Regions from separate parts of the Homo sapiens genome. Here region 2 is linked to region 1. A link is an interaction called in ENCODE POLR2A ChIA-PET data of the cell type or tissue named here. Cell type or tissue: A673. All regions are shown on one strand. Links, peaks and the distances in the headings refer to the core of each region. The heading gives the core; the rest is flanking DNA. Region 1 holds the start of NDST1-AS1 (NDST1 antisense RNA 1). Region 2 overlaps LOC124901108 (a long non-coding RNA gene).

What was found. ChIA-PET counts read pairs that join two places held together with the same protein. Peaks named below come from ENCODE experiments on the same cell type or tissue, not always from the same donor. Only the 100,000 strongest peaks of a DNase experiment are listed, where the experiment ranks them.
Region 2: POLR2A ChIA-PET joins it to region 1 with 9 read pairs; 3 of 35 experiments call an interaction of 5 or more read pairs at or near these places.

What each region holds. Positions count from the first base shown.
Region 1 is chr5:150,472,744-150,488,900 of GRCh38, forward strand. NDST1-AS1 (NDST1 antisense RNA 1) reads right to left here and starts at 13,249. Exons shown (of 3, transcript NR_105061.1): 1 at 13,158-13,249; 2 at 12,486-12,556; 3 at 2,773-3,016. RefSeq lists enhancers at 4,077-4,246, 12,825-13,480, a cis regulatory region at 4,162 and a silencer at 13,013-13,802. In A673, for the core only: no CTCF peak of the experiment used is centred there; no DNase peak of the experiment used is centred there.
Region 2 is chr5:150,593,765-150,609,921 of GRCh38, forward strand. It overlaps LOC124901108 (a long non-coding RNA gene), which reads right to left. Exons shown (of 3, transcript XR_007058996.1): 3 at 14,050-14,751. It also overlaps a transcript of SYNPO not described here. Among named protein-coding and RNA genes, the nearest start is that of SYNPO, 39 kb to the right of the region's middle. In A673, for the core only: no CTCF peak of the experiment used is centred there; DNase peaks (open chromatin) are centred at 6,527 and 7,607; H3K27ac peaks cover 1,425 bases.

The DNA of each region.
Region 1 (16,157 bases), core at 8,755-11,254:
GGCTTCAGGGACCCACACCAGGACTCTCAGCTCCTGGCAGGCCTCTCTGCTTCCCCATCCCTCAGCAAAGCTGTTCCTGGGACCCCAGTAGTGCAGGGGTCCTGCCAGCCTCTCCCGATTGGTAGATTACCTTTTCTTTCCATCTGGGTGACTGGCCCCTACATCCTGGTCTCTCAGTCCTGCCTGTTCCCAGCCCTGGGGAGAGGTGGGATGAGTGACTACAGGTGCTGGGGTGAGGGGGGGCACAGGAATCTCAGGTCGATTTCAGGAGCCCCAGGTCTGCCTGAAAAATGCTTTTTTTTTTCAACTTTAAGAGACTGAGGAGGAAGAAGGAAGAGGCTTTCTCATTGACAGAGTCACGAATTCCAAGGCAGTGCTGAGGGGCAGTGAGTCACCCAGAGGTCTCCACACAGAGCAGAAAGGCTGGAATCAGTCAGGCGGGGTCCTGGCGGAGTAAAACTAGAGCTGGGACTTGAAGGAAAGGGGTGCTGGGACTGTGATGAGGTTGGGGGGAGGCATTCTTGGCAGAAGGAATGCTGGACACATGACCCAGTCCCAGCCTGCCTGGATAGAGGGGTCAGAGGGTGACAGGATGGCCACGTAGGTCAGTGACTGAGGGCAGCCTGGAGGTTAGCCTTGGGTGTGTGTGTGTGTGTGTGTGTGTGTGTGTGTGTGTGTGTGTGTGAGAGAGAGAGAGAGAGAGAGAGAGAGAAAGAGAGAGAGACAGAGACAGACAGAGAGAGAGAATGAGAATATCCCAGTGAGCTATAGGGGAGCATTAGGTAAAAGTAACAGTAACAACTATAGTTTGGCTGGATGTGATGGCTCACGCCTGTAATCCCAACACTTTGGGAGGCCAAGGTGGGTGGATCACCTGAGGTCAGGAGTTCCAGACCAGCCTGGCCAACATGCCAAAACCCCGTCTCTACTAAAAATACAAAAAAGAATTAGCCGGGCATGGTGGTATGCGCCTGTAATCCCAGCTACTCAGGAGGCTGAGGCAGGAGAATCGCTTGAACCCGGGAGGCGGAGGTTGCAATGAGCCGAGATTGTGCCATTGCACTCCAGCCTGGGCAACAAGAACGAAACTCATCTCAAAAACAAACAAACAAACAAACAAACAAAAAACTATGCCAGGCATAGTGCTAAGCAATTTCCTAGTATTTCATTTAATCCTCTCAACAACCTTATAAGGTAAATACTATTATCCTCCTGCAAATAAACAATTGAAACCAAGTTAAATGACAGTAATTGAGGGCTGACCCTTGATTCTAACACAAGACAGTCTGATGTCAGAGCCCAAGCACTGGATGGAGGGCGAGTTGCAGAAGAAGGGAGGTGGGATTTGTATGGGGCATGCAGAGTCTGAGCATAAGTGAGTGTGACCGCATGCTTTGTGGGCTATGGGGCTTATCCCTGCCATTCCCCTCGCTCTTCCCACCCGCAGCCCCAGCTCCATCTCACCCCAGACACAGCCCAGACAGGTTGGAGTGAAGAAAGGGCCTTGGAATGATAAGAATGTCCATGCCTGTTGGAGCAGAGAGCCCCAGACAAGGGCTGGCCACCACACCGGTCCCAGAGCTGACTTCCCACAGGTCAGCACTGCTCCCTCACCCCCTGCTGGTATGTCTATAAGCACCTAGGAATGGCATCTGGGCTCAACTCTGGGAGTCCTTACCGGCTTCCAAGATACACAGGATAGGCAGAGGGGAATGCTAATAGACATTCTTCCAGGTCTAGTCCCAGCTCACCTGCTGGCCACCGCTGGTCTAGGCAGGCCCCTCTGACTCCCTGGGCCTCAGTTTCTCCATTTCTTTCTTTCTTTCTTTCTTTCTTTTTTTCAGACAGAGTCTCGCTCTGTCACCCAGGCTGGAGTGCAGTGGCGCAATCTTGGCTCACTGCAAGCTCCGCCTCCCGGGTTCATGCCATTCTCCTGCCTCAGCCTCCTGAGTAGCTGGGACTACAGGTGCCCGCCACCACGCCAGGCTAATTTTTTGTATTTTTAATAGAGACGGGGTTTCACCATGTTAGCCAGGATGGTCTCGATCTCCTGACCCTGTGATCCGCCCGCCTCGGCCTCCCAAAGTCCTGGGATTACAGGCTTGAGCCACCGTGCCCGGCAGTTTCTTCATTTCTATAAGGAGAATTGGATGTGTTCAGGGACAGGAGAATAACACAGAGAAACAAAGTGGTCTTGTGTGTGTGTATGGAGTGATGGGCATGGAGAACTGCAGACAACCTCCAGGCCAGGCAACTTCAACCACCCCTTCCTGCTTCACTCATTGGGAGCATTTTTGGATTCTGCTGTGCAGACACTGGGATCCTGAGTCAGCCACTTAACCTTTCAGTGTCCGTTTGAACCTCTCCCCTCTTCTGGGGGTTAATCTAATGTTTTGGTTTGAATGATGTCAAAAGTGTTAGTTCTAAAATGAAGAGAATCAGAATCGCAGAATGAGGAGGTCAGATGGTGGAGGAGTGGATGAGAAATGGCCTGTGGTGAGGGCAAGTCCAGGGCAGAGCCCCTCTGACCAGCAGCTGAGAGGATGGGAAGGAACAATCCCTGGACGGCCCTTCACACCTACCGCCCTGACGGCACCTGAGCCTAGCACTCTGCTCGCCAGGCCTGGACTCAGCCCTGGGCCCTGGACCAGGCCTTATCCTCAAGGGACTTTGAGCCTCTAGATGATAAGGGTCATCTAAAGACCACTTGTGCTTGGCAGTGTTTTACTTTTGTCAGGTTGTAATTGGTGCATTACAATGAACACAGTAAAAGGGGAAATGAACTGATTGACATTTATTTGTAGAAGCTGTCATCTTCTCTGTGTGAGCATTTTGTAGATCTTTTGGCCTCCATTCCTGTTCTCTTAGTCAAGCTAAATGGTCCAGGGACTGAAGATCCCACAGCTTGGCTCTTTTGCAAGGTGAGGGGATCTCCTGCAGGTTGGGCAAAGCTTCATTTTCTCTTCTGTACAATGCGGGTGAAAAAAATCTCCGCTGTGTCTACCTCTCAGGGCTGCTGTGGGGCACCAAGGAATTGGTGTACAGAATGAGAAAGTTCATTTGTTCTTTCTTTCTTTCTGTTTTTTTTTTTTTGGCGGGGGGGCGGTGGGGGGACGGAGTCTCGCTCTGTTGCCCAGGCTGGAGTGCAGTGACGTGATCTCAGCTCACTGCAAGCTCTGCCTCCTGGGCTCACGCCATTCTCCTGTCTCAGCCTCCCCAGCAGCTGGGACTACAGGCACCCGCCACCACGCCCAGCTAATTTTTTGTATTTTTAGTAGAGACAGGGTTTCATGAGGTTAGCCAGGATGGTCTCCTTCCCTCCCTCCCTCCCTCCCTCCCTCCCTTCCTTCCTTCCTTCCTCCTTCCTTCCTTCCTCTCTCTCTCTTTCTTTCTTTCTTTTTTTTTTTTTTTTGAGATGGGGTCTCACTCTGTCGCCCAGGCTGGAGTGCAGTGGCGCAATCTTGGCTCACTGCAACCTCCGCCTTCCGGGTTCAAGCAATTCTCCTGCCTCAGCCTCCCAAGTAGCTGGGACTACAGGCGCATGCCACCATGCCCAGTTAATTTTTGTATTTTTAGTAGAGACGGGGTTTCCCCATATTGGTCAGGCTGATCTTGAACTCCTGACCTCATGATCCACCTGCCTCGGCCTCCCAAAGTGCTGGGATTACAGGCGTGAGCCACCTTGCCTGGCTTCTTCCTGGTTTTTAGAAAGTACTTTCTGGCCAGGTGCTGTGGCTCACGCCTGTAATCCCAGCACTTTGGGAGGTCAAGGGTGGCAGATCACCTGAGGTCAGGAGTTTGAGACCAGCCTGGCCAACATGGTGAAACCCCCATCTCTACCAAACAAACAACAAAAAACAAACAAACAAACAAAATTAGTTGGGCGTGGTGGTGGGTGCCTATAATCCCAGCTACTCAGGAGGCTGAGGCAGGATAATTGCTTGAACCTGGGAGACAGAGGTTGCAGTGAGCTGAGATCGCGCCACTACACTCCAGCCTGGGCAACACGAGCGAAACTCCGTCACAAAAAACAAAACAAAACAAAACCAAAACCAGGAGGAAAGTACTACATGTGAAATGGATTGTGCTAGCAGCACACAGGAGTGAGGGATGAAGGTCTGGGAAGGCACAACATGCATCTTTAGGCTCTGCCTGAAACAGGAAACCTGGACCCCAAGACAGGACTTCTTTGGGAACCCACTGGAAGTGCTCTTCAAACAGCAGTGGCACTGATGAAAGTGGTGTGTAGAAGGAAAGGGCACGAGGGAATCCCGTGGAAGTGAGGGAAGGAGGCACAGAGCCCAGGTGGTCTTGGTGAATTTGGGGGCTTATGGCCCCTAGGTACTGGGAGGTAGTGTGAGTGGTGACAATAATTGCATCTTTTAGTTGGATGGACCCGGATTCCAAACGTCTTCTGCCACCCCTGTCTGTGTGACCTGGGGGAAGTTGCTGTACCTCTCTGGGCTGCTGAAGTAACAGATACAAGAAAGCAGGTGGCATGCATCAGAGTCAGTAATTAATTGCTGTGAATTACCCACATCCCCTATATCAGTCTTCGGTTTCTACATTTTATATCCATTGTATGGCTGAAGCAGGGATAGCCTTCCCATTTTACAGATTTTCTCTGCTGTTTGTTTAACAGATATCAAGGTCTGCCAGGAGGAAAACAGTCCTAGCACTTGAAAAGTTCAGTGTGTGTGTGTGTGTGTGTGTGTGTGTGTGTGTGTGTGTGTGTTGGGGGAGGGAGGGCGCAGTGGGGGGCGGAGGGAAAGAGAGAGGAAACTGTTACAGCATGTGGTCAATGCTGTAATTATGGTGACCATGTTCTCCAAACCACAAATCAGGTCACGTGGTCTGACAGAGGCTATTTTCTGCCTCCACTGAAGTCCAAACATGAAATCACATGTAGTTACACATTCATTGAATCACCTTTTCTTTTTTTTAAAGAAGCAAATGACATGAAATTTGGATTGTCCTTGACAAATCCTGCTATATTCCCAGAAAATCACTAGAGCTGTGACTGGGGCCCATACAGACCTCTAGCAGGAGCAAGAAGGTTTCCTGGACCAAGCGCTACTTAAGTGGGACCTTGAAGGCTAAATAGGTTTCCAGGCAGAGAAAAAGGTGGTGGCCTGGATGCCCTTGGGACAGGACTTACTCTTCCTGCTCTAAAGACAGCACTGGCCGGGTGTGGTGGCTCACGCCTATAATCTCAGCACTTTGGGAGGCCAAGGTGGGAGGATCACTTGAGCTGGGGAGCTCAAGACCAGCCTGGGCAACATAGGGAGACCCTGTATCTACAATTTTTTTTTTTTTTTTTGAGACAGAGTTTCGCTCTTGTTGCCCAGGCTGGAGTGCAGTGGCGTGAATTCAGCTCACTGCAACCTCCGCCTCCCAGGTTCAAGCGATTCTCCTGCGTCAGCCTCCCAAGTAGCTGGGATTACAGGCACCCGCCACCATGCCCGGCTAATTTTTTTTTTTGTATTTTTAATAGAGATGGGGTTTCACCATGTTGGCCAGGCTGGTCTCGAACTCCTGACCTCGTGATTCACCCGCCTCGGCCTCCCAAAGAGCTGGGATTACAGGCGTGAGCCACCGCGCCTGGACTTTTTTTTTTTTTTTTGAAACGGATGGAGTCTTGCTCTGTCACCCAGGCTGGAGTGCAGTGGCGCAATCTCGGCTCACCGCAACCTCTGCCTCCCAGGTTCAAGCGATTCTCTTGCCTCAGCCTCCCGAGTAGCTGGGATTACATACGTGCGTCACCATGCCTGGCTAATTTTTGTATTTTTAGTAGAGACCAGGTTTCACCATGTTGGCCAGGCTGGTCTTGAACTCCTGACCTCAGGTGATCCGCCCGCCTTGGCCTCCCAAAGTTCTGGGATTATAGGCATTAGACACTGCACCCGGCAATTCTTTTTTTTTTAAGAGACAAGGTCTCACCCTGTTACCCAGGCTAGAGTGCAGTGATGTCATCATGGCTCACTGCAGCCTCGATCTTCCAGGCTCAAGTGATCCTCCTACCTCAGCCTCTCAAGTACCTGGGACCACAGGCGCACAACACTATGCCTAGAGTATGTATGTATGTAGAGACGGGATCTCCCTATGTTACCCAGGCTGGTCTTGAACTCCTGGGCTCAAGTGATCCTCCTGCCTCAGCTCAGCCACTGTGCCCAGCCTCTGCAAAATTTTTCTTTTTAAATTAGGTGGCACGTGCCTGTAATTCCAGCTACTCAGGTGGCTGATGTGGGAGGATTGCTTGAGCCTGGGAGGTCCAGGCTGCAGTGGGCCATGATCACACCACTGCACTCCAACCTTGGCCACAGAACAAGACCCTGTTAAAAAAAGAAAGAAAGGAAGAAGGGAGGGAGGGAGGGAGAGAGACAGAAAAGTAGCTTGCTGGGAACTGGTGGTGCTGGCTGAAGTAGGCAACAGTGTTTGTTTTCAGTTACTTTTCACTTTCATTGTTCCAAAGACCAGCCCCAGCCTCCTAGGAAACAAAATTGTTACAGACTAAAACAACGTGGTTACACTGCGTTGTATCTTCCTATGCATTACGGCACTTTCTCACAGTGGACCGTATAGTCTTTGAGGACAGGAACCACATCTATCTTATTCATCTCTGTGTCTCCCTATTTCCCTTCTGCCACCAGGATGGTGTGAGGAAGACTATAGAAGAGGCACTAATAATTGTTGAATGAAGAGTGAAGTACCATTGATGGGCATTTTGTTAGGTAGACAGTGTCCTCTGTTTCATAATGAACCTGTGAACTTTCATTTCATCTGTTTATTCAGCAAGTATGTGCTGGTTGCCTACAATGTGCCTGGTGCTGTTTGGGGCACTGGGGCTCAGGGCGTCTGAGACACACACAGTCCTGCCCACATGGAGCTCACAATCTAGAGGGAGAGAGTGGCAGCTGACAGGTAACTACGAGGGTGATAAAGAGGGAGATGTGAAGTGTATACAGGAAGCCTGGTTTGGATTAGGGTCTGAGGAAAAGCCCAGGAGGAAATTAAGTTTAATTGGAGACTTATAGCTGGGGATGGTGGCATGTACCTGTGGTCCCAGATACTAGAGATGCTGAGATGGGAGGATTGCTTGAGTGCAAGAGTTTGAGGCTGCAGCAAGCTGTGATCTTGCTCACCGTACTTCAGCCCAGATGACACAGCGAGAGCCTGACACATTTAAAAAAAAAAAAAAAAAAAAAAAAGGCTGGTAATCCCAGCACTTTAGGAGGCCGAGGCAGGCAGAGACAGGCAGATTGCTTGAGCTCAGGAGTTCAAGACCAGCCTGGGCAACATGGTGAAACTCTGTCTCTATAAAAAATTAAAAATTAGCTGGGCTTGGTGGCATATGCCTGAAGTCCGAGCTACTTGGGAGGCTGAGGTGGGAGGATTGCTTGAGCCTGGAAGGTCAAGGCTGCAGGGAGCCGTGATCACACCACTGCACTCCAGCCTGCAGGAAAAAAAGAAAAAAGAAAAAAAGAAAAAAAAAAATCTCAGACCTAAAGGATCACAATGAATCATTCATCTAACATTTAAACAGTCAACCCTCTATACCCACAGATTCTGAATCTGTGGATTCGACCGACCATGGATCGAAAACATATTTTAAAAAATTGTCTGTATTGAACATGTGCAGACTTTTTTTGGGTCATTATTCTCTAAAAAATATAGCAATTCTTTGCATACAATTTACATTGTATTAGGTATTACAAGTAATCTAGAGATGATTTAAAGTATATGGGAGGATGTACATAGGTTATATGCAAATATTAAGCCATTTTATATCAGGGATATCCACACATTTTGATATCCATGAAATGTCCTGGAATCATTCCCCCATGGATACTGAGGGACAACTGTAACTGTACAGTGCTTGTCCTATAACAGATAACACACTAAGGGCTTTACATATTTAACTTATGTAATTCTCACAACAGCCCTGGGAGGTATGTTGTACTATTATTATCTACACTTTAGAGAGGAGGGCTGACCACAGAAAGTTTGAAAAACTGGCCCAAAGTCACATAGTTTATATGTGGCAGAGTCAGGATTCAAACCCAGGAAGCCTGGCTTGAGTCCATACTTTATTTTATTTATTTTTTTATTTTAAACTCTAATTTCATGGCATATTATGGCATCCCTACTCTAAATGGGAAATTAGGTAAAGGGGAAGGTGGAGTATACTGCGGAGGGCGGTGGAGCCAATAAGGCAGACAAGGCAAATAATTTATCCTGGGAACTATGGGCCATTCTGGTGGTTTTAATTAGGAAATGGTCATGATGAGGTTGCAATAGAGTCAGAGAGAGGGAGAGACACAGTGAGGAGGCTGTAAACATGGTCACGGCAGAGACCTGTGCAGCTTGGACTAGGGTGGTCGTGATAAAGAAGAGGGCCAGGTGCAGTGACTCACACCTGTAATCCCAGCACTTTGGGAGGCCGAGGCGGATGGATCACAAGATAAGGAGTTCAAGACCAGCCTGGCTAAGATGGTGAAACCCCATCTCTACTAAAGATACAAAAAAATTAGCCGGGCATGGTGGCAGGTGCCTGTAGTCCCAGCTACTCGGGAGGCTGAAGCAGAGAATTGCTTGAACTCGGGAGGTGGAGGTTGCAGTGAACCAAGATCGCGGCTCTGCACTCCAGCCTGGGCAACAGAGCAAGACTTCATCTCAAAAAGAAAAAAAAAAAAAAGAAAGAAAAGTGGGGTTGGGTTAGAGAAAAAAACTGGACATAGGACCTATGGGACTGGCTCATGGATGGGATGTAGGGACGAGTGGAGCATCAGGTTTTAGGACTGAACATGTGAATTGGACACACAGGAGGAAGAGAAGAAGCAGGTTGGTGAGTTCAGCCTTTGACTTGTTGGGTTGGAGCTGACTTTGGGACAGCCATCGAGGGTGTGAAGTGGGTAGTGGGAGCCACCTGGGGTTGAGGATGGAGTCTAGGCAGGGGGGCCCCTCAGCACAAAGATGGTCCTGTGGAGAGGGAGGAGCCAGGCTCTTAAGAGCAGTCTTCCTCAGAACCTCCCAGGGCGTGGTTAGAAATGTAGGTCCCATGCTTCACCTGGACCCACGGCAGCCACCTCCCTGGGTGGGCCCGGGCCTCGCCTCCTTATAGGTTCTCCGGGTGACAATGAGTTGGAAGGATTTGGGCCCAGCTCAGTGAAGAGCAACTCGGAAGACCTGAGAAGATGAGCAAGGGCTGCCAGAGACATGGAGTCGCCCCAACTCACAGGCTGCCTCCAAATGCTATGGATCTGCCACTCCCCTAGTGAGCCAGCGAGCTCAGCTCCCTGACCTGACTGGCCTGTTGGCTTCTGGCCCTTCCCTTCCCCTCCACATTCCCACAGGTTACTCTTATCACCTCTTTCACCTGTCTGCTCATTCGGCCAGGCCCTCAGGATAAGGTCTAGTCCGTGGACCTTATCACATACAAGGTCACTCATCATCTGCTCCTGACCAGCTCTCCAGTTTTCTTGCTCATTTTTTCCTCCCTGCTTCCTCCATCCCCTTCCCCCATGCAACACTCTGCTTTTCCTGAGCCTTCCACGTGGTCTTTGCACGAGTTGTTCCTTGTGCTGGGAATGTCCATCTCCCCACCCTGATCCCATCCATTCTTTCTGACCCTGCTCAGAAGCTGCCTCCCGTAAAATCTCCCTCATATGCTCCCCTCTGGCCGGGCACAGTGGCTCATGCCTGTAATCCCAGCACTTTGGGAGGCTGAGGTGGGTGGATCACTTGAGGTCAGGAGTTCAAGACCAGCCTGACCAACATGGTGAAACCCCATCTCTAATAAAAATACAAAAATTAGCCGGGCGTGGTGACAGGCACCTGTAATCCCAGTTACTCTGGAGGCTGAGGCAGGAGAATCGCTTGAACCCAGGAGGTGGAGGTTACAGCGAGCTGAGATCTCACCATTGCACTCCAACCTGGGTGACAGAGTGAGACTCCGTCTCAAAAAAAAAAAAACAAGGCTCCCCTCTCTTCCTTAAGCCACAGCCCACAGCATTATACTATATCTCACCAGCAGGCACTCAGCTCCACCAGCCTCTGGACATAAGGAGGGACATGCAGGTCATCTCCAAACAAATATGGACACTTCTTGGGAGTGCAAGCTCCCGTCTCTTTCAACTCTGCATCTGCCTTACCAGGAGCACAGTGCCTGGCACAGAAAAGATGCTCACAGGGCCTCATGCAGCTGGAAGGGACCCTCTAAGGCAGAAATTAGCATGACAAAGACCCAGACCATCTTCAAGGATTTTAGACTGCTGAGCACAGGAACACAGATCACCAAGGAGAATTTGCTGGTCTATGCTGGTTACCCTCACCAAACTGGTACAGTGACAGGACCATGTTCTAGGAAGTCACAAGCCTATCTCTGTATGTGGCCTGCAGTTTGGGCTTGTGGCCATCACCATCAGGTCCAGTCCTATCTGACTATACCCAGTCCAAAGATGTCACATGGTCACATATGGAAGTCAGAAGCTTGGTCCCGTCTCCCAGCATCTCACTTTGTTAAGGCCTCCGCTTCTTTCCCCCTCTGTGATATGAGTAGGCTGACAGAAAGCCCCTTTCCTCAACACAAGGAGGTTGGCTTTTGGAGGAAACAGGAGTCTGTCCCACTCTTACGCATCTGACTTGGCTTCTCTGTCCTCCTTTGCTTTGCTCTGGTGGCTTGTATATTTTTTGAGCTTTGTTCCTACAGTTAGATAATCTTGAGCCTCTGAAGGTCCTTAGGATTCCACCAATCCACTGTTTTCCAAATTTGCCCCAGCCTTACCCCCAGACCGGCAGATTCAGGGACTCCAGGGGCCTGGCGATCTGCATCCTTAGCAAGCCTCTTAAGGGATTCACTCATCTAACCCCACCCACTCTGTTTTTTTTTTTTTTTTTTTTGAGTCGGAGTCTTGCTCTGTCACCCAGGCTCTCTGCAAGCTCTGCCTCCCGGGTTCATGCCATTCTCCTGCCTCAGCCTCCGAAGTAGCTGGGACTATAGGCACCCGCCACCACGCCTGGCTAATTTTTTGTATTTTTAGTAGAGACAGGGTTTCACTGTGTTAGACAGGATGGTCTTGATCTCCTGACTTCGTGATCCAGCCGTCTCGGCCTCCCAGAGTGCTGGGATTACAGGCGTGAGCCAGCATGTCTGGCCTTTTTTTTTTTTTGAGACACAGTCTCAATCTATTGCCCAGGCTGGAGTGCAATGGCGTGATCTCGGCCCACTGCAAACTCTGCCTCTCAGGTTCAAGTGATTCTCCTGCCTCAGGCTCCCGAGTGGCTGGGATTACAGGTACGAACCACCACACCCGGCTAATGTTTGTATTTTTAGTAGAGACAGGGTTTCACCATGTTGGCCAGGCTAGTCTTGAACTCCTGACCTTGTGATCCACCACCTTGGCCTCCCAAAGTGCTGGGATTATAGGCATGAGCCACCACTCCCAGCCTTTTTTTTTTTTTCTTTGAGACAGAGTCTTGCTCTGTCACCCAGGATGGAGTGCAGTGGCATGGCTCACTGCAACCTCCACCTCCTTGGTTCAAGTGATTCTCTTGCTTCAGCCTCCTGAGTAGCTGGGATTACAGGCACCTGCCACCATGCCCCGCTAATTTTTTTTTTTTTTTTTTTGTATTTTTAGTAGAGATGGGTTTCACCATGTTAGCCAGGCTGGTCTCCAACTCCTGACCTCAAGTGATCCGCCCGCCTGAACCTCCCAAAGTGTTGGGGTCATAGGCATGAGCCACCACACCCGGCCTTGTATACTTTTTGAGCTTTGTTCCTACAATTGGATACTCTAAATTTTTTTTTTTTTTTTTTTTTTGATACGGAGTCTTGCTCTGTCACCCAGGCTGGGGTGCAGTGGCACGATCTCGGCTCACTGCAACCTCCACCTCCCGGGTTCAAGCGATTTTCTCCTGCCTCAGTCTCCTGAGTAGCTGGGATTACAGACATGCGCCACCACCCCCAGCTAATTTTTGTATTTTCAGTAGAGAGGAGGTTTCACCATGTTGGCCAGGCTGGTCTTGAACTCCTGACCTCGTGATCCGCCCGCCTCAGCCTCCCAAAGTGTTGGGATTACAGGCGTGAGCCACCGCGCCCGGCCCAGTTGGATAATCTTGAGCCTCTAAAGGTCCTTAGGAATCCACCAATCCACTGTTTCCCAGACTCAGGATCTCCAGGGCCGGGTGATCTGCATCCTTACAAGCTCCTTAAGGGATTCACTCATCCAACCCCACCCTGCTCATTTTACAGGCTGGCTCATGGGTGGCAGAAAGCCCTCCACTGGGAGCAGGCCGATCCGAGTGCCAGCCTAGGCTCTCATTAACCTGCCAAATCATCTCATCTCTCTGAGCCTCATTGTTCCCATCTGTTTAACGGGAACAACCACTGTCATCCTGCCTAATTTGCAGAGTCCTTGGGATAGCTAGAATAACAGGGGTTGGGGGGCAGGCTCAGCGGGAGAAGAGATTTGCACAAGGTCATTTACCTCTTCATCTGCTTGTTTTGTGCCAGGAGAGAGGATTCTGCTGGGAACAACTTGTTGGGAAAGATGACATTCTAGTAAACAATGAAACCAGTAAATGAACCACATAATCACGATAAAGGGGTTTTCGAGAGTCAGGGCAAAGGTGTGTGTTGGGGGAGGGAGGGTCTGCCCAGGAGGGGTCATTCTGGCAGAGCACTGGTGGTCGGGGAGCTGTCCCAGGAGGTCCTGGAGAGCTGTCACAAGCCCAGGGGTGGAAGAGCCTGGAGGCCCTCTCGAGCCCAGCCAGAGCGTTCCCAGGGCCCTCGGAGCCGCCGCGGGCGCGGGTCTTTGTCTCCCACATTCTCTCTGCCGCCTCTCCCGACCCCCAGCGCTGTTTCGTCTCTGACCCCGAATAACTTGTTGGTTTCCCCCCGGGCTTTGTTTCCCGGGGGTCACCGCCTCGGGGACGCCGGGCAGCCGCCCCGGCCCTCGTGGGTCCTGCATCTGACACCCCCTCCGGCCCCCGCCCCCTACCCGCTCGGAGATAGGGGTCAAAGGCAGCCCGCGTCACGTGGTCGCCGAGCAGCACCGAATCGGCCGGGAGGGCCGAGGGAGAATCCGGGTGGAAGTCGAGAAATCCAGCCCCGATAGCAGCGCTCGGTCCCGCCCCGGCCCCCGCCCCGGGGCGCTCACCGCACGCCCGCCGGCCGCCCCGGCCTCCGGAGCTCTTCTCTGGCCGGCACCCACGCGGCATCACGGGATCGAACCCCGCTCCCAGCGGCCGCGATTCGGGGAGGTAGGCGCTGGGCCGAGGAGGTAAGGGGAGACGGGCTTGGGGGCTCTCGGCGCACGGGTACGCCCCTCTGGGCTAGGGGGCGAGGCAGCGCGCCCCAACCTTCAGTCTCCAGGGAGACCCCTCCCCGCTGCGGGACGAGGGGGAGGCTGCGAGCTGCCCCGGCGCAGCGCCGGGCCGGGACTGGGGGCTGGGCACCGGGAGGGAGCGGGAGGGGGAGGAGAGCGGGCGGGAGGAGGCGGCGGCGGCGGCGTGGAGCGGGGGTGGGAGCGGCGGGAGGCGGCCGCGAAGGGGTTAACCCTGGCCCGGGCCGGAGCCCGGAGGCGCACGCACGGCCCGGGGGACCCAGGCGTCCCGCTCCTCGCCGGGAGCGCCCCTTCCCCCGAGTGGCGCCCCAGCCGTGGCAGGTAAGAGGCCGAGAGGGCCCGGGCCTGCCAGTCCCCTGTCGCCCAGCCGGTGGGGCCCGAGCCCGGCGTGCAGGCCGCGCGGGGCCCCCAGCGGCCGCCGGCGCAAGTTTGGTGCGGGCGGGCGCCGGGCGGGCGGGTGGAGTCGGCCGGGCCCCGCGCGCGGGGGTGGGAGGACAAAGGGTAGGGGGCCGCGCGGGGCCGGGGGCAGGCTGGGGTGCGGGCGAGGGCAGCGCGGCAGCTGTAGGTCACGGATAATGTCACTCACGAGGAATGCCCCCTCCCCCTCCCCTGCTCCCGAACAGGGGAAACTTTTGTCTAGCGAGGGAGGGGGTTAGAGGCCGGGTCCTGGCTTCGCGAAGGCTGAGGCAGCCGGACCGGTTTTCTGCGGGCTCTGAGCGGCCTGCTGTCTAACTCCCCTCCTCCCTCAGGGTCTCGGGAGCAAGAAGTTCTCCCTTTGCACGCAGCTCTTTAACGCCCTGGGACAGGGGTGAGGAGGGGGCGCCGGTGGGACGGGTGGGCTCTAGGACCGGCCGGGAATCTGGGGACTGGCCACTTGGCTTTTTGCAGATTCGAGCAGCCCGGTGTGCCCTGCGAGGCTAAGGGAATACAGAGCCCCACCCCCTGAACGCCCATTGTTGCCCTCCCCACCCAGGAGAGCTTTCAGAATGGCCTGCGGGCAGTTTTGCCCCCAGGTCTCTTCAGAGCGACCTGGCTGTTTGTCAGTTTCCAGCGGTGTGACCTTGAGTGGGTTCCTTACCTTCCCCTAGCCTCAGTTTCTTCACCTGTAAAATGGGGAGAATGGTATTTGCTAGAATGAGGATGAGAGGAGTGTGTGGTATTTCAGTAAATGGTGTCATGCTTATATTCAACAAGTACATTTCACGTTTACTGTGTGTTAGGGCGCTGGACTAATTCATTGCTTTACATACATTCTCTCATTTAATTCTCCCGCATTACTATTAACCACATTTTACGGAGGGGCAAACTGAGGCGCAGGGTTGTAAAGGTCACACAGATAGAAAGTGGTGGAGCTTGGATTTTACCTCCCTCTCTCAGCCTGTGTCTCAGCCACAGATCTCTAGAGTGTCTTGCTGTGACAGCTCACAGTTTATTTCTCCTTTTTTTTTTTTTTTTTTTTTTACAACTTTGGCCCTGTACAGTTTCATTTTCAATTGAAATTATGGGGACATCTGTCCTCTTCCCCATTTTCCCCACCGGCAGGTAATGCTCTCTTCTGCCTGGTACTTGTTCCAAGTGAGGTCTTGTGCCCTGGCTCTTGTTAGCATGGGCAGCTGGAGCAGGAGGGAGGTCAGTTGGAGACTGGGCCTGGAACTCCGTAATGGTCCAAGTGCTGTTGCTGGCTGCTGTGTCTATGGCAGTGCGGATGGTGCAGGGAGAAGCCTGTCTCCCTGGCTCTGACTGGAGACAGCTGGTGGCTTTGTCAACAGGCCTCTCTCCCTAGCACCCAGGGACAGCCACATCTTTACTTCTCTTTCAGACCAGGTTACTTTCAGATCAGCAGGGGGCAGAGGTAGGGCAAGGGTGTTCTTGTGTAACTTGGCCATGGCAGGGGTTCTCATTGCTAACTAATAGACGGGTCTGGATGCGCAGAGTCCTTGAGGATAGTAATAGTGTCAGGATTGCAGAACCCTAATGGAGAATGCATGTGTGTACAGGTCCCTGAGCCTAGCTAGCTCAGTATTGGGCACCCTGTAGGCCCTCAGTAAATATCCCACAAGTGAATACGTGAAGTGGCTTAGATTTCTGCTGGCTTTCACACCCTGGGTTGGCCCAATCATTTGGTGGGGGTGACATCTTATGAGTACTGATCGGGCTCTGATTGAGGTCCTTGAGTAATTACTTTAAAAATGGAAAACAAATTGCAATTTAATTAACAACATCTTAAATCTAGGGCTGAGAGAGAGTGTGGTGGGTGGGGGTAGATAATGAGAGAAGTTCTTGGGGAAGGAAAGTTTGTGCATTTCAGCCTGCTCCGAGGGGTGTTCCAGCACTGTGTCTGGGTTTTGCAGGGTTTGTAGGCTTTTTGAGGGCCCTGGAAATAGGGGGCCCTCCTGGGCTGATAGTTCAGCTTGTAGGAATAAATGTGGAAATTCCGTTGCTTTGCTGGACATTGAGGGGACTCAGAAAAGCAGGGCATTGAATGGAGGAGTTGGAAGGCTGACTCGTCATATGGTCAGACTGTCCTTGTCATTGTGGTCAGAGCAAGAGGAAAGGCCTCTGGGGGAATCAACAAGTAAAGGGAGGGCCCCAGCAAGCAAGAGAACATGGATAGTGAGCCTCCTGTCGCAAGGAGGTATGCGACGAACAGTTTTGTAATCACAAGTTGAGGATGTGGTCAAGAATTTAAGATCATAGGCTGGGGGTTGGCGTCTGACAAACTCACAAATGGGCTCTGGTCTAGGCAGCCCAGAGCTCTCTCTGCCCTAGGCTTTGGACCTGCTTGGCTGTGCTTTGGCCGCCCTTCCATGCTTT
Region 2 (16,157 bases), core at 5,462-7,961, 120 kb after region 1:
CCTATTTCTAACAATAAAAACATTTGTGTCTGTTCTGGTTGGCCAGTGCTGGCTGGAACTGTGATAAGAATTCAGAGGCGGTGTCTGGGTTTGGTGGGTAAATGGGCAGTGTGTGGTCAGTAGAATGGCAGTTTGAGAGCTATGTAGGTAACAGTCATGGAAGACTTAGGGGGCTGCCAGCTCTGGCAGTGCTTGGTTCTGGAATAATAAAGCCCCACAAAGTGAGGTGATAATGAAGTCAGACATGGGGCAGGGGGTGTCCCTGCTGGGTGGAGGGGCTTACCCTGCACGGCTGTGCTGACCCTGGCGCTGTCCTTCTTCAGCCTGCAGACGTGTGTTAGCTCCCACCCTGCCATCCAGATGGCCAGAGGACAGAGGCGCTCTGTGGAATCCTGTGTGTGGGCCAGGACTTGCGGCTTGAGGGTGGCGTGGAAGGCGGCAGGGGAGTCTGGCCAAGTGGGGCTGGGGCAGTGGAGATGGGGCTTCTCTGCCAGGGGGAAGATCTTTAGGGAACAAAAACTTGGGTCAGAGCTGGGGCTTGGCTGCTACACAAAGGGGCTTTCTCCCCATCCCTGCCTTGCAGAGCCAGGAGGCTGGAAGAGGGGAAAACCCAGACTCTGAGTAGCTCAGAGGGGTCAGAGCAAATCCTCAAGCTGGGCAGGATCCCTAAAAAGCAACCAGTCTTCCCCACAACCTACCAACAGGCCTTCCTGACAGATGGCTACAGAAATGGGTCCCTCCACCTGCCCCTGGATCTGCTGCCATCTCACTGTGTGGCCTTTGTCAAATTCCTTCCCCTCTCCCTGGGCCTCAGTTTCCCCAACTGTAAGAAGAAGGAATTGCACAGATGGTCACTAAAAGCTCTCCCGGGCCTCACATTTGCAGACTACAAGTTCTCTCATCATCATCAAGTCTTTCAGTTCACGGAGCACTTTCTTATTTACCACTTAGTTTATCCCTCAACAACCTGGGGAGGTGGGCGTGGTGAACATTATCCCCAGTTTTTTTCGGATGATAAAACTGAGGCTCAGAGATGGGGAAAGTCCTTCCAAGTTTGCACAGCAAGGTAATGGTCGAGCAGGACTCTTGCCGTTCTGTCCAGACCTCCATCAACTGCCCCAGAAGTTTGCAAGGGGCTTCAGTGGGGCCTGGATGCTGTGGAAGGAGGTCAGAGGCCTGAGAAGAGCAGATGTGGAGGATGAGGGAGATGGGATGAAGCAGGCATGATTGCTTCACTTGTCTGTTATTTTATATGGATTTCCATGTAGGAAATATTTTGAGGAAAAAAATATTTATGCCTAAAAAATTGGAAGACCCCGTGCTGTTGCAAGACTTCTCAGGTGGAAGCTGAGGCGGACCCTCTTCTGAGCTGCACAGACTCTGGGTTGGGTAGCTTTACCTGGGGATTAAGCAAGAACTTCATGTATCTAATGGAAATGAAGGGGATTTGCACATCTTAGATCGTAGACATTTAGCATGCGATGGCATTTGGGAAGAGGTTGGAAAAGTTCAAAACACATAGAATCACCAAGTATGAAAATGTCAGCACTGTGAGATGCTAATGCTGGAAGGATCTTCAGAAACCATCTTGTTCCTCCACCCTTCCCTGTTCTTCCCTGAAGGGAAACAGAGGCCCAGCGAGGAGAAGAACTTGGCTCAGGTCTCACAGCATCAGGAGCAACAGGACTACAAGTTGGGTCTCCACACTTGGCTGACAGTTTCGGCATAGGCCACTCTCTGGGTAGGCATTAGGAGTCAGGGGACAGGGGAGAGAGAAGAAAAGGAGGGATCTAGGGGCCTGGGGACAGGCAGACAAGAGGTATGTAAGGCCCAGCCACTCGCTGATAAGAGACCCACAATGTCATTCCAAAGGGCTATTTTATCAAGATGTAATTTTCTCCGCTGCAGACACTATTTTCTTTCTCGTGCAGACTGTGCTGGCCTTCGCGATAAGGCGCCTAGACATGTTCACACTAAGGCAGCCAAAACATGAGGCAGGAGGAAAAAAATTCCCTTCTTAATCTCCCCCCACCCCAGCCCACTCCCCCCTCATTTCCTCTCATTCTCTCCAAGTTCTCATGCCCCCCACCCCCCCAGCTGGCTGGCCCCTTCCTGCCTTCCCGTAAGTCGGCCCAACGGAGCCAGGAAGGTATGTGGCCCAGCGGCTCTTCTCAAAGGAGAGAAGCATGGAGGGGCCTCCCCTGGGAAAAGAGGCCCGGGCCACAGGCTCTCCCATGACCCTGCAAGGGCAGGTGGGTTGGGGGGAGGTCTTGTTTACAGGCTTGCCCCTAGAATCTTCTCTCCTCTGTCCCCACAATCTCTGCAAATAAAACACAGCTCTCTATAGTTTGGGGGTTTAAGCTGGAGGTGATGAGAGCCTCCCCCAACCACAGATTCTCTGCTTCCTGACCCCTACTCCTGACCTCCAAATCCAGGGCTTGATAGAGATTCCTGGGGGAGGGGGTCACCCTGCCTACTTTCCCCTAAACACCCCCAGAGAAGAGATCTGGCCAGATAGGAGACCTGGAATTCTGATCCCGCAAATCCAGCAGTCACTGTGGGACTAGTCCCTTTTGCTCTCTAGGCTCTCTAGGCCTCAGTTTTCCTATCTGCTCACTAAGAAGGCTGGACTCAGATATCCTGGCCTTGAAATTCTACATCTGGCTTTTTCAGAAGACGACGTTCGATCCCAGGCCTCCTAGGTACTTGGCGAGTTGACGGACGGCCCCCATGTATCAGTGCCCCGCCCCTGCTCTGCTCAGGAAGTCCACCCCGCCCTCCACATCTGGATGGAATTTACCCCCCAAGGCAACTCAATTACCAGTGATCTGATCAGGACGGCTCATGTGTCAGAGGGGGCCCTGGTGAAGGTTGCTCTGCCAGAGATGAAGGTTCCTGGGCCAGTGATCTACCCCTCCCACAGCCCAGGGTACCTTCTTGAGGTCCCTGGGTCCCAGAATGGGTCTGGTGAGCAGTGTCTCCTGCTGAGCAAGGGTAGGGGACCCAGAAGAGGCTGCCATCTCCTGCACGGGCTCAGATCCCCCATGCAAAGACCCAAGTCAGGGCAAGGAGGCTAGAAGGTAAGGGAAGATAGTGTATGCATTTCACACCCACGGGCCCCATCATGTACCCAACCATTAGAGTTTGCAAGGGCTGGAAAGCCTCATGACTTCTGTCCACATTCTGGATTCTAGAAGGGGAACCTAGATGGTAGGACTGGCACCTGCTTGCAGGGCTGTGATAGTGAGGGTTGGGGACCTAGTGCTGTGTCTCAATAAACCTCCCTTGGGAAATCAAGACAATCCTGCTGTCTTCCTGTGGCTTCTGCTAAGTTGGCTAGTGGGGGACAGTGGGCTTTGGAGCTTCCTGTTTCTTCAAGTCTCCATTTAACGCCTCTTACTCTGAGCCCATGCTCAAGGACTGTTTTCTTAGACATTGCACCTCTCGGCTGTGTCCCATCCCTCACCATCAACATACACAGGAGGCTCAGTGAGCCCAGGAGTTCTGGGACATAGTGTGCTGTGCTGATTGAGTGTCCACACTAAATTTGGTTTTGTTGTTTTGTTTTGTTTTGTTTTGTTTTTGAGACAGAGTTTTGCTCTTGTTGCCCATGCTGGAGTGCAATGGTGCAATCTCGGCTCACCGCAACCTCTGCCTCCCAGGTTCAAGCGATTCTCCTGCCTCAGCCCCTGGAGTAGCTGGGATTACAGGCACGCGTCACCACGCCTGGCTAATTTTTTTATATTTTTAGTAGAGACAAGGTTTCTCCATGTTGGTCAGGCTGGTCTGGAACTCCCAACCTCAGGTGATCCACCCACCTCGGCCTCCCAAAGAGCTGGGATTACAGTTGTGAGCCACTGTGCCCAGCCAGGTTTTTCTGGTTTTTGTTTTTGAGACAGAGTCTCGCTGTGTCACCCAGGCTGGAGTGCAGTGGCATGATCTTTGCTTACTGCAACCTGCGCTTCCCGGGTTCAAGTGATTCTCCTGCCTCAGCCTCCTGAGTAGCTGGCACTACAGGCGCATGCCACCACCCTGGCTAATTTTTGTATTTTTAGTAGAGACAGGGTTTCACCATCTTGCTCAGGTTGGTCTTGAACTCCTGACCTCAAGTGATCGGCCCACCTCAGCCTCCCAAAATGCTGGGATTACAGGCATGAGCCACCGCACCCAGACCACACTAAATTTGGCATGAATATAATGACTTCCTGGGGGTAGGAAACCACCCGGTTACCTAAGGAGGGACAAACTTCCCTGTATCAGAAACAGAGTGGGTCAAAACCCTCACACTCCTCAGTAGTGGGATCTTGCCTGTGAATACCCACTGCCCTCGCAACACATCGTGGTCACGGGTAGGGCTCGCCAGACCGAGGAAGCAGTGTCCCCCGCCCACAGAGAAACACACACTACCTCCTTCCATCTGAGAGTTTAACCAGGACCTCTCTGGCATCCAGCGCAGCAAATGTTCACGAATGCCAATTCAGAACAAGCACGGTGCTCAGCCCTGCTGCAGGGGGAAAGAAAAGACTGAGGCTGAGTCTCACTCCTCCAGGGGCTCATCCTGTCACCAGGGACAGAAAATGCTGCCCCTAGAGCCAGTCTGTGCTGCCGTGAAGGGCATAGGCTGGAGGTAGCAGGTTATACTCGTAGGACACACTTAAATACCCGCACTGCCACGGACAGGCTGGGGGGCTTTCAGCAAACAGTTCGGCCTCCCTACCAGCTTTCTGGGGTTGTCAGGAATGCGTGTATGGTGCATGTGAAACGCTTAGTACAGTGCCCGGCACAGAGGAAGTGCTCCATTAATGGCGGTTTTCTTATTATTTTATGAGATAATTAGTATCCAGATAAGTATCCAGATATAGTATCCAGATAAGTATCCCAGTACCTGGGAAACTTGCTATTGCAGAGCCCAGCCCAGAACTCCTACGAAACCCCCTTTCTAAAGAGGCCTCTGAACTGTTACCAACAGAGAGTTCCATGTGCAGAGACAACACAACTCATGGACTTTCCACATCAGCAAGCTGATGGTGGCGGTGGAAGGCAGGGGCCGCTGATGGTGGTGGGGAGGGAGGGGTCCCCAGAGGCCTGAAGGTGCAGGCTGACATGGTGGGGGGTCTGGCTTGGGAAGGAGGGGGAGGTTGAGGTGGGGCCAGGTTCACAGGGGCCTTGAATCAATCCCCTCTAGCCCCTCATATGGCCGGGGGACCTGCTGTCGGTTTATTGCAAGGGTGACGACAAGGACACGGAAGCGCTTGTTCAGGAAGCTGATTCTGGGGCCGGATGCAGGTTACACCGAGGGCCACCCATGGGCAAGGAGGCCTGTCAGGGCCTGTTGCAACCCAGACAGGATTTAATGCCAGGATCCATTCTCAACACAAAATTCCAGACAGGGAAATCACCATGTACCGGGCGAAGCCCCTCTCACATCCTTTAATATCACGTGATGCTCACAGTTGAGTGAAACGACGATCTCTGCTTCACAGGTAAAGAACCAGGTCCTTAGAGAAGGGACCCCACACACTTGCTAGTGGCATGGTGAGGCCAAGAACCCGGGAAGCAAGCTTCTGCATCAGTGCCCCCTTTTTCATGGATGGTTTGGGGGTGCTCTTCCTGGCAGGGGCCAGGAAAGTGACTGTTATTGGCTGTAGAGACACCCAGTGGTATGCGGTGCTGAGTAGTCTTGGGACCAATGCTGGGGCCAAGTACTGAGTGAGCCCCAGGAGGGTGACCCGCACTGGCTCTGGAGTCAGGGAATCCTGGTTGGAGGCCCAGCCCCCTTACCACCAGTGTGGCCTAGGGAGACATCTAAACCTCTCTGAGCCTCAGTTGCCCTAAAGTGAGGATGACTGTGGTACCTACTGCAAAGTGTATCGGAGAAGAGTCCCTGAGAAGACATCTGCGAAGACAGAGGCTCTTTCTGTACTGTGAGCCTGGGGGTCGGCGGTGGGGGCTTGTCTTACAGTAACTACTGCAGTGCCAGTGCTGGGCACAGGCTTGATTGTAGCAGGGACTCAATCAATATCATCATAATAAAGTGTTTGCATTTATCATGGGCACTTAGTAAGTGTCAAGCACTGTGTTAACTGCTTAACTAAATGGATGGTTAGGCAGTTGATGAGAAGGGATTGAATTCTAACAGGAGAGGGGAACTGAGGCCACCTCCGGAGAATGAATAGACATGAGTGGGGAAACTGCACAGACCCCAACCGAGGGACCCTGCCTGGAGGGAGCTGGGAACAGCTTGCCGGCAAAACCTTGCCAGCAAACACAAGCTCAGAAGAGCCGGGGTCGATTTTCTGTCCTGCCATCATTTTGCTGCGTGACTTTGGCCAAACCTCAGACCTCTCTGGGCCTCTGCTTTTGTTCCTAGAGAACAGATGGAGGGCGAGAGGGGACTTGGGAGCTGAACTGTAAAGGAGGGAGGCTCCTGCACCTGAGGCTTCCAGGTCTGTTGGGATCTGCCGGCCTGAAGGGGATTTCCTGGGGCCAGCCCCATTCCCAGCCCTGCTGACGTCACCCCTGGATGGGTGCCCAGAGTTGGAGGGGATGCCCAGAGCAGCACTCCAGTGGGAAAGGCAGGCGGGCACTCTCCCAGCCCACACAACAGCCCTCCCTCTGGGGCTCTGGGGTCTCCCCAGCCCATCCCCCAGGCAGGGAAGTGGGGATCCCTCCTGTTGAAAGAAGAAGGCACAGCCCCTTGGCCCAAATCCGGATTTGCTGTGTGACCTGAGGCAAGTCCCTGCCCCTTTCTGAGCCTTGGCTCCCCATCTCTGCAATGAGGATAGCAGAGATCCCAAGCTCTTCTGGAACTCTTAACACTCAGGGATCTGGCTGGGGGGTTAAGGGATCCGGGAAAGGGAAATGGGGCAGGGGGCTGGATTCCAGGGGCTTGCTTCCCACAATAGCACAGAAGGTATAGCGGGTGGTGGGAAGTGCTGTGGGATAAAGGGAGCCCCGAGTCCTCCAAGTGGCTCCAGGAAGGGGCAAAGCCAGCCTAAGGTTTTGGAAACATATTTATTTTTAAGTGTCCTGTGTCGCTGGGGGCTTTTTCTTCAGGTTTTGAAATGCTACAGAAGTCAGTACTCTGATGTGTGTGTTTGTCAAGCAGAATATGGGCTGTATTTATTCATCCTTTAGCCCAAGCCCTTAAAAATATAGACGGCTAATGTCTTCAGTATGTATGAAATATCCCATATGCTCGGAAACAAAAGGGGCTCTGTTATTAAAGTTTCATTTCCACACGCCCCCTCCCCTCCCTCCCGCCCGCCCCCCTGACACCCTGCCCTCCTCCCATCCCGCTCAGCCTGCTCCAGACAGAGCGCGAGTGAGGAGCAGGCGGGCAGGCGGCGGGCAGCCGGGCAGCCGTGGACAGAGGCCCGGGCACAGCCAGTTGCTGTGCCAGAGGGTGTGGTGTCCGGCTACAGGTGAGGGGGCGACCACAGGGAAAGAGAACAGGGCCTTCCAGGGGAGAGGGGGCCTCGGGGTCCCTGGGATGGCCAGTGGAGGAGTGGGGGTGGAGGTGGCCCTTCTTGCGGGTGCCTGTAGGGCCAGGGCCCTGGCAGGGCCTGGCTGTCTGGGACGGAAATGCCAGCTCTCCTGTTAACTGAAACCACATGTGTCTCCCAGGCAGCGGGGCAGAGACGCCGCCAAGCCTGGGGCTTGGGGCTGGGGGAGAAAAGATGCAGCTGGCCCCACCATGTGCCCCAGGGTGGGTGAGGGGCTGTGCAGGAGGGCTCGGGGTCATTTGCATCCGTACAAGTGAGAGTGTGTCAGAGTGTGAGTGAATGAGTTCTGTGCGTGTGCTTGTTGTATGAATGAGCGTGTGTGCACACGCGAGAGCCTGTCTGCAGGTCGGTGGGGTATTCCTGCTTGCAGGGCTGAAGTGGCCTCCTGTGGCCTAAGTCCTGGGCACACTCCTACCTGTCACCCAGAGCTTGGGAGCCTGCTGGCTGCCCCCTGGGAGGGTCCTCTGGGGTGAGAGGACACTCACCTGAGTAGGGGGTGGTCCTCACTGTGCAGAGACTCCCTTGTGACCACCATCCTCCTTCATTCCTTTTCTTTCAGCCCAGCTCAGTCTTCTGGCACCTGCACAACCTCTGCCCATTTCCCTGGGGGAAAAGCTGATAAGTAGAGCAAGGAGGTGATAACAATCTCGGCTCCCACATCTGTTTTCATCTTTTTCAGAGCAGTCACCTCCAGGAGCTCGGCATCACCACTGTAGCCCTGGCAGGTGAGAAAACCTAGCCTGAGTGAGGGACAGCTTCCTTATGGCCATCGGGGAGACAGTGGTGGGCCATCCAGACTCATCGGGGGCACAGAGGACACTGGGATGTGGGCTCAGCCTTGGTGCGAGGCTGGAGTCCACACTTTCAGGTTCTGTGGCAAATGGGGCTCCCAGAGGGCCTAGGTGACCTGAGTCCTGGATCATCTCTCCTTAAGGAATGAGCCTTACTGGGCGCCAGGCTCTGGGTTCTGGTGGTGGCCCTGCCACTGCCTTGCTACGGATGTTGGACACGTCTCCTCCTGTCTCCGGGCCTGTTTCCCTATCCCCACAATGGCAGAGTTGGGCCAGGATAGTGTTTTCCAAAGTCTGGTGTGTGCACCTCTGGCAGCCCATGAGACGGTGCCATGTAGACTGCCAATTTTCATTGTAACAAGGAGTGTGTGTTGTTTTTACCTACATTAGGGAAAGGTGTCTAAATAGCATATCAAGCCAGCGGGTAGTTGGAAATAAAGGAATAATGGACCCAAATGAATAAAAGCCGGGGATCAGGAGAAGATCCTTGTGTTCTGTCCCTTTTGGCAATGGGCTGTCATTACGCTTCCAGCATTTTATTTGTTTATTTATTTTTATTTGTTTATTTTATTTTTTTAGAGACAGAGTCTCGCTCTGTCACCCAGGCTGGAGTCTAGTAGCATGATCATAACTCTTCCAGCTGTTTTTTCTTTTATTTTTTGTAGAGACAGGGTCTCACTATGTTGCTCAGGCTGGTCTCAAACACCTGGCCACAAGCGATCCTTCCCTCATGGCTTCCCAGCGCGCTGGGATTACAGACATGAGCCACCACGTGTAGCCGCTTTCATCATTTTAAATGTTCCTAAGAGCGTTGGTTTTGACTGTCTAGGGCCTGAAGGTGTGATCTGCTATGTAGGCCATCTTTTGGCCCCCACAAACTAGCAACCGCCCTGTAATTCTGTGATTACAGAGTGGAAAGCCCAGTTGCCACCTTAGGGTGTGTGTGTGTGTGTGTGTGTGTGTGTGTGTGTGTGTGTGTGTGGTGTATGCTGTGAGTGCTATGTGGGAAGGGGCAGGGGATGGAATGCGCAGAGCTGGGGAAAAGATCAGCCATCCTGAGTAAAAGCTGGATGCCCAAGGTCACAGGCAAGGAGTTTGGGAAAGAGATTGTCCCCTGACTGACATTTTCAAGTGCTTTGTCCGGCCTCAGCCTGGCTTTGAATCACCAGGATGGGTGGGTAGGCGAGAGGCCACCCTGGCCTTGGCCTTTCCTGCCATTCAGCTCTGGCTCCCAGGCCACTTGGCTGCGTTTTATCTGCCAGCCCAGGACTAGCCAGGGAGAGGTGCACTGGGAGGGTGCAAGGGTTCTGGGGGGGCCCCTTGGCAAAGCTCCCCAGTCACTTCTCCAGGCAAAGCTGGTCAGAGCTGGCATCTTTCAGGACATACTCCCTCACCCTCCTCCCTTTCTGCTAGATTTGCTGTTGCCGTTAGTGTTACTTGTGACCACAGTTGCTTATATGTGGATATTCATTGGTGATTTGTCTCATCACCAGCTCTTTAGGGTAGCCTGACCCTGCTCTGCTGCAGGAAATGCAGCTCTCGGGACCATTCTTTCTTGTCTTGTCCTGCAACAGGCAAAGGGTACCAAGCTTTGGCTCCAGGATGTGGACAGCATCCTTGGGTAGGGACGAATTCACAGTCCCTTCTTGGTGAGGCAGAGATGCAGAGGAAGGAGCACAGGGCTGGGTCCACCTGATCCCTGACCCTGACATGCAGTGTGACCCTAGGCAAGCTCCTTGCCCTCTCTGGCCCACCTCTCCTCTGGCCCCAGGAGGCATTGTCCTTGATGAGGCTAAAGCGATTCTCTAGTGCTGCCCTAGGATGAAACAAAATGCTATTTCCAGGAGACTCTTGTTCTTATGGAAGGGTGCCTTTCCTAGGGGGAAGAACCTTGTGAGTTTTGGAGTTGGGCTTCCTGGAGATGGGCATATGGAGTCATCCACAGTCCTTGGGCCTGGATTCCCTTGAATCCTGTTTCAAACCCTGGGGAAGCTGCTGGCCATGATCAGGGGCATAGCCTCTGCCTGCAGAACATGCCACATTCTAACTGACCTTCAGTGGCCTTGTGGGTCCTGCTGAACCACTAGCAGCTATACCCAAGGCCAAGGGCAAACAGAGATCTGCTTCATGCTGTCCTGGCATGGGCACGGTTATAGAGAGATCTGCCTGACCAGGGAGCGGGAGGTGGCACTGCTATGTGGGGAGGATGAGCGCTTAAAGAGCAACTGCGTCCCAAAGAAACATTCTCATTTAAAAGCAAAACTGTTCCCATAACTGTGGTCTGCTTAAGTAAGCCACCCTGTTGGGCTAAGGAATGGGGTGCAGATGGAGGCTGAAGATTCTAGAACTTATTCACCGACAGTGATGCCCTGGGTTCTTGACTTCCTTAGATTTTACTTTGATTTCTTTTTCCTGGGTTTGGTAGGGGCAGTGTGTGGAAGTGGCAACAATGCAGTTTATCTATGGAGTCACATCCATATCTACCGGTGGCAATGTTAACTTTAGGCGAGGAAAAACTGAAGGTAGCTGCTGGGTGAGGCAAAAAGAAAAAGAAGAGAAACTAGGTGACCCCGTGCTCTGCTCCTGTAGTAGCCGTGGGAGCTCACCAGGCGACTGCGTCTCAACTCCACCTTCCTGACCTGTAAAATGGATTGTCGTGAAAATTCACGAGGTGGCGGCACAGAAGCCCTGGCACACACTGCGGCTGGCACTGAACAAATTGTAGCTCAAAGGTATCAGGCCTGCTGATAGCTCTGCTGGCTTAAGGAGGGGGTGTGATTGTCATTTTACAGAGGGGAGAATGCGGAAGCAAATGATATGCCCTAAGATGAGAGAAGAGCACCAACTCTTCTGCAGGCCTGGGTTCCAGTCCCATCCCCGCTCCCCATGGCTCCATAACTTCAAGCAGATTACTTAATCCCACCACGTCTGTGTTTCCTCATCTGTAAAGTGGGCAGGAATAGCACCTACCTCACAAGGCAGTTATGCGGATGAAATGAGCCAACCCTAAGCTCCTGGCACATAGTAGGTGCTCAATGAACACTCCTCTAGCTGAATGGAAACCCAGAGGCCTTTGCTCCTCAAATTGCTCCCCTCTGATAGTCCCTGCAGTTCCAAGTTGGGACCACGGCCTTTGTGAGTAGTGAGGTTGGACGGTCAGAGGCCCTGAGCCCCAGGTGGGGCTCTCCCTGAGGCTGGTCTCAAATCTTGCCATAAACACTACCAAAAGCACTTCTTGGAATGTTCTCCCTGAGTCTCCCAGGTTGGCGGGTGGTCAGGACTAGCACTCTTCCTTGTCACTGATAGCAGGGATGGTATGATGGTTCATACCTGAAGGATATTTAAAGAGATGAGGAAACTCAGAAAATTGAGGCTCAGATAGGGAAGGGGCCTCTGTGGGATCAATGTGGCAACAAGGCAGGGATGGAGGGGTGGGGGCAAGAAGGTAGGAAATCTTATGGGGAGAGGGGAAGGGGAGGCCCTTGGTACTTACCCGGACAGGGCCTCCTTCCCAGCTTCACTGGAGCAGGAATGGGTTAAAGGGGACCGGAAAGGAGAGGAAGAAAGCAAACAGAGTCAGGAGAAAAGCCTGGAGCTGCAAGCTCACTGGGGTTGTTTGGTCTGGCTGGACCACCTCCTGGGCCACTCCCAGCAGCTCTGCAGACAGACTCCAACCACCCCCACCACACACACACACATACACACACACACACACACACACACAGATATGCACACACTGATACACAGAGACACGTACAGACACACACATAAATATAGGCACAAACGCACGACAGTCACACAGACACACAAATACACACAGACAGATATACATAGACACACACAGATGCATACATACGTACCCAGAGACACATATACATCACACTTACACACTGTTACAAAGATACACACAAAGAAACACAATTACACAGATTACACACAGACACATATATACAAAATGCCACATAGAAACACGTACAGACACACAGATACACGCCCAGACACGTACATGTGCACACATACACACACGTGGATATCATGCAGATATCATGCAGATATCCACATAAACACAAGATTCACATACAAACATACACAATGAATACATATACACACAGACAGACATAGACACAGACACGCACACAGACACACAGCAGAAGAAGCTCCAAGCTGGAGGACAGATGCTGGGATGGCGTGTTTCTGTAGCTACTTCTGGTTCAACCTGCTCCCCTCTGCCCCAACAACTTACACAGTCTCAACCCCCTCACTGCAGTAATACCTACTGTATACTGGGCACTGCCACTGTCAGGCTCTGTTCTAAGCTCTTATATTGTTTCATCCTCACAACCACCCAGTGAGGTGGGCACTGTGATTATTCTTGATTTGTACATGGAGAAGAGGGGAAGTCACTTGCCCAAGGCCACACAGTTCGTTTTTGGCTTCTCCAAGGCAGGCTGCCTGTGTGCAGAGCCGGCTGCCGAACCATGCTGCCACACTGTCCCAGAGCACTGGGCTCTTGCTCTGCGCCGGGCATGGGGACCAGCACTTTCACCTCCAATATTGCCATGCCCTGTGGAGCAGCAACATGATTTTGCCTTTTCTCAGGTCCAGGGAGGGAAAGTGACCTGCCCACAGTCACAAGGGTTGGAAGGAACAGGGCTGAACGTCTGAGTGTGTGCTGAGCCAAGGCTTCAGTGAGGAGGAGAGGCAGGTGACAGGGGCTGGCCAACCGAGCAAATCTACAGTTAGGCTGAGCGCCCCTCAGCCGCCTCTTTCAGTGTCTTCCTTTCCTTGACCTGCCCCCAACTCCTGAGCCTGTACTTCTATCCTCCAGCCCTTCCCTGTCCAGTATCTGACGCCCTCACACTTGTTCTTCATCCAGCCTCAACAACTGTGTCCTGAATGGATTTAATAGTAGCCTTGGATAACTGTTGACAAAACATATTTCCCTTCCATTATTTTATTTCATCCTACATTGGGGGGAGGGGGAGGGGGTTATTATCTTTTGATAGACTTGAGTCTGGGCTCCAGTCCTTACTGAGAGTCCTTGTCAGCATGATGCCAAACTAACTTAAATACGTGTCAGGTCCTCCATTGGGCTCAAAATGCCAACTGCCTAGGTACAGGATGTGGGAGATATGGCATAAAAGTAGCAGTTATTTAGTGACGTCTTTGTGGGCCATAAGCGTAATAGGAACATAGCTGTCGAAAGAAAAAAAAAGCAAATCTGATGTTAGGCTGCATTAATAAAGGTAGAATGTCCAGAGTGAAGGAGGTTATGGTCTTACAATGCTCTGTGCTGGTCTGGGTTTCCTGTAATATTGGGGTCAGTTTATTTCTACTGAGGAGTTTCTCATTCTCTGCTTGTTTACCACAAGTGACACGGAGCTCAGTACCTATTGAGGCACGTAATAACCCAAGGAATCACTTAGCCCAATGCCAAGGGGTGCCAGGATAGCTGATCTTTATTGAAGACTTTCTTTGCCAAGCACATTTAAATGAGAGGTAGGTACTATTATTATTCTAGTTTTACAGATGAAGAAACTGAGGAACAGAGGGTGATATAACTTGACCCAGGTCTCACAGCTGGTACGTGGCAGAATGCAGTGCTGGAGTATGGCAGTGGAGACCAGCCCTCCTGACTGCAATGCCAGCACTGTCCCCTGAAACGTAATGCGAGCACAGATGTAATATTACATTATCTAGCAGGTACACTAAAAAGTTAAAAAAAAAAAGGTGGAAAAAAGAAGCCCATGAAATCAATTTTAATAATGCATTTATTTAAACTCCAAATAGCGTCATGTTAACATGTAATAAATGTAAGAAAAAAACTTGTTAATGAGAAATTTTACATTCTTTTTTTGGTACTAAGTCTTGGAAATCTGGTGTCTATTCTTTATTTACAGCACATCTCAATGTGGGCTAGCCACATTTCAAGTGCTCAGTAGTGCATGTGGCTAGTGGCCGCCATGTTGGACGGCACAGTGCTATACTATATTTCCTTTCGAGGCACTCGCTGTGGTATAGCCTAGTGTGTAGGAAGAATCCATAAATGTCAGCCACTAGTATAATTATTTTTATCACTGGTTGTTGTTGGTGGTGGTCCAGGAAGAAGCTGGACTGAGGCCCCAAGCCCTTGGCATAAACTGTGCACTGATGTCACTCTTCTTAATCCAAGTCCTTCAACCCAGGAGCTTGATGTCTCACAGGCAGAGCCACCTTCATGAACCTTTGGCCCATGGACCCAAAAGGGCCAGCATGACTTTCTAGGAGAGGAAGAGAGGCCAGCCAGAAGCCCCTCCATCTTCCTGGCTGGCCAGCTGGGTACCACATGAAGTGAAGCTTCCTTGGGACCTATAAGCCTGTGGCCCATCTGCTCTGGAGTGTGAGGCAGCCGGGCCCACATCTGCAAAGGAGAGGGTAAGAGCCTCTCCTCCCATGGTTTCTTTAGGCTGGTTAGGCTTTTAAACAGAAAAAACAAATGAATAAAACCCACTATTTTTAATACATTTTTTTTTTCCTGAAACCCCAGGAGTTAAACAATGGAGCAGTGATGTGGGGTCTGCACTTTCCCCATCCCTGTATGATCTCTGGGCATCTACATAGTGCTTGCAAAGAGTGAGGGTTCCCAAACCTACCTGCGCATAGGAACAACCTGCGAAGCTTCAAAATACGCTGATCCCAGGTCCTACCCCCAGAAGCTGTGATTTAATTTGTCTGGGGTGTGGCCAGAGCTTTGGAATGTATAAAAGATCCTCAGGTGATTCTGATGAGGTGGACAAGTTTGGGAATTGCCATGCTAACCCTTAGGGGCACCAGCTCCGGTAGCCCTCACAGTTGCTATGATGCAGGCGTGGTTAGGGTTCCCACTCCACAGATGAAAGATTGGAGGCTCACAGAAGTAAAGTAACCGGGGCAAGTTCAGACAGTCAGGAAATGGGTATGATAGGGATTCACTAGTCATGGTTTTAACCAGCGGTGTGTGGATAAATGTCTAACAACTTGCTCTCTGGAGAAAAAAAAGCTTTGATTTGTAGCACCTGCCAGTTTCTGTGGTGTAACTACTCCCACCGTGGCCCATTTTAAGCCATTGACAATGTCCCTGAATGCAGAGCTGGGAAAGGGTGCATTGGCTGTTGAGACAGTGTGGCTGGCTTCAGCACACAGCTGGGCCACTTGGCATGGAGAAGAAGGGATCCCATTTGGTAGGCATGGTTAAGCATTTTCTATTTTTATTTTTAATTTTTTTAATTTTTTGAGATGGAGTTTCACTCTTGTCGCCCAGGCTGGAGTGCAATGGCTCTATCTCGGCTCACTGCAACCTCCACCTGCCGGGTTCAAGCAATTCTCCTGCCTCAGCCTCCCGAGTAGCTGGGATTACAGGCATGCACCACCACGCCCAGCTAATTTTTGTATTTTTAGTAGAAATGGGGTTTCACCATGTTGGCCAGGCTGGTCTCGAACTCCTGACCTCAGGTGATCTGCCCACCTCGCCCTCCCAAAATGCTGGGATTATCGGCGTGAGCCATCATGCCTGGCTGGTTAGGCATTTTCTGAATTTTTAGTCCTTGAACCCTTTCTGCAATGCAATATTTGGGAGCCCCAATGTATGCAACAGATAAAAAGCAGTATGTTATCAGCATAAGTTTACTATAGAAACCGAAATCATAGTATCCGTCTCAGTCTCTTGTTTAAACTGGGGGACAGGGTGAGGGGGCACTGTGAATGTGGCGGGGGGGGGCAGTGTGGAGCAGTCTCAGAGCCAGGGCCCTGTGTGCCAGCCCTCTCCCCATCTGCTGACTGCGTAGCCTTGGGCAAGTCCCTCCCCATCTGAGCCCCCATTTTCTGGTGTGGCCAAGGGAGACTG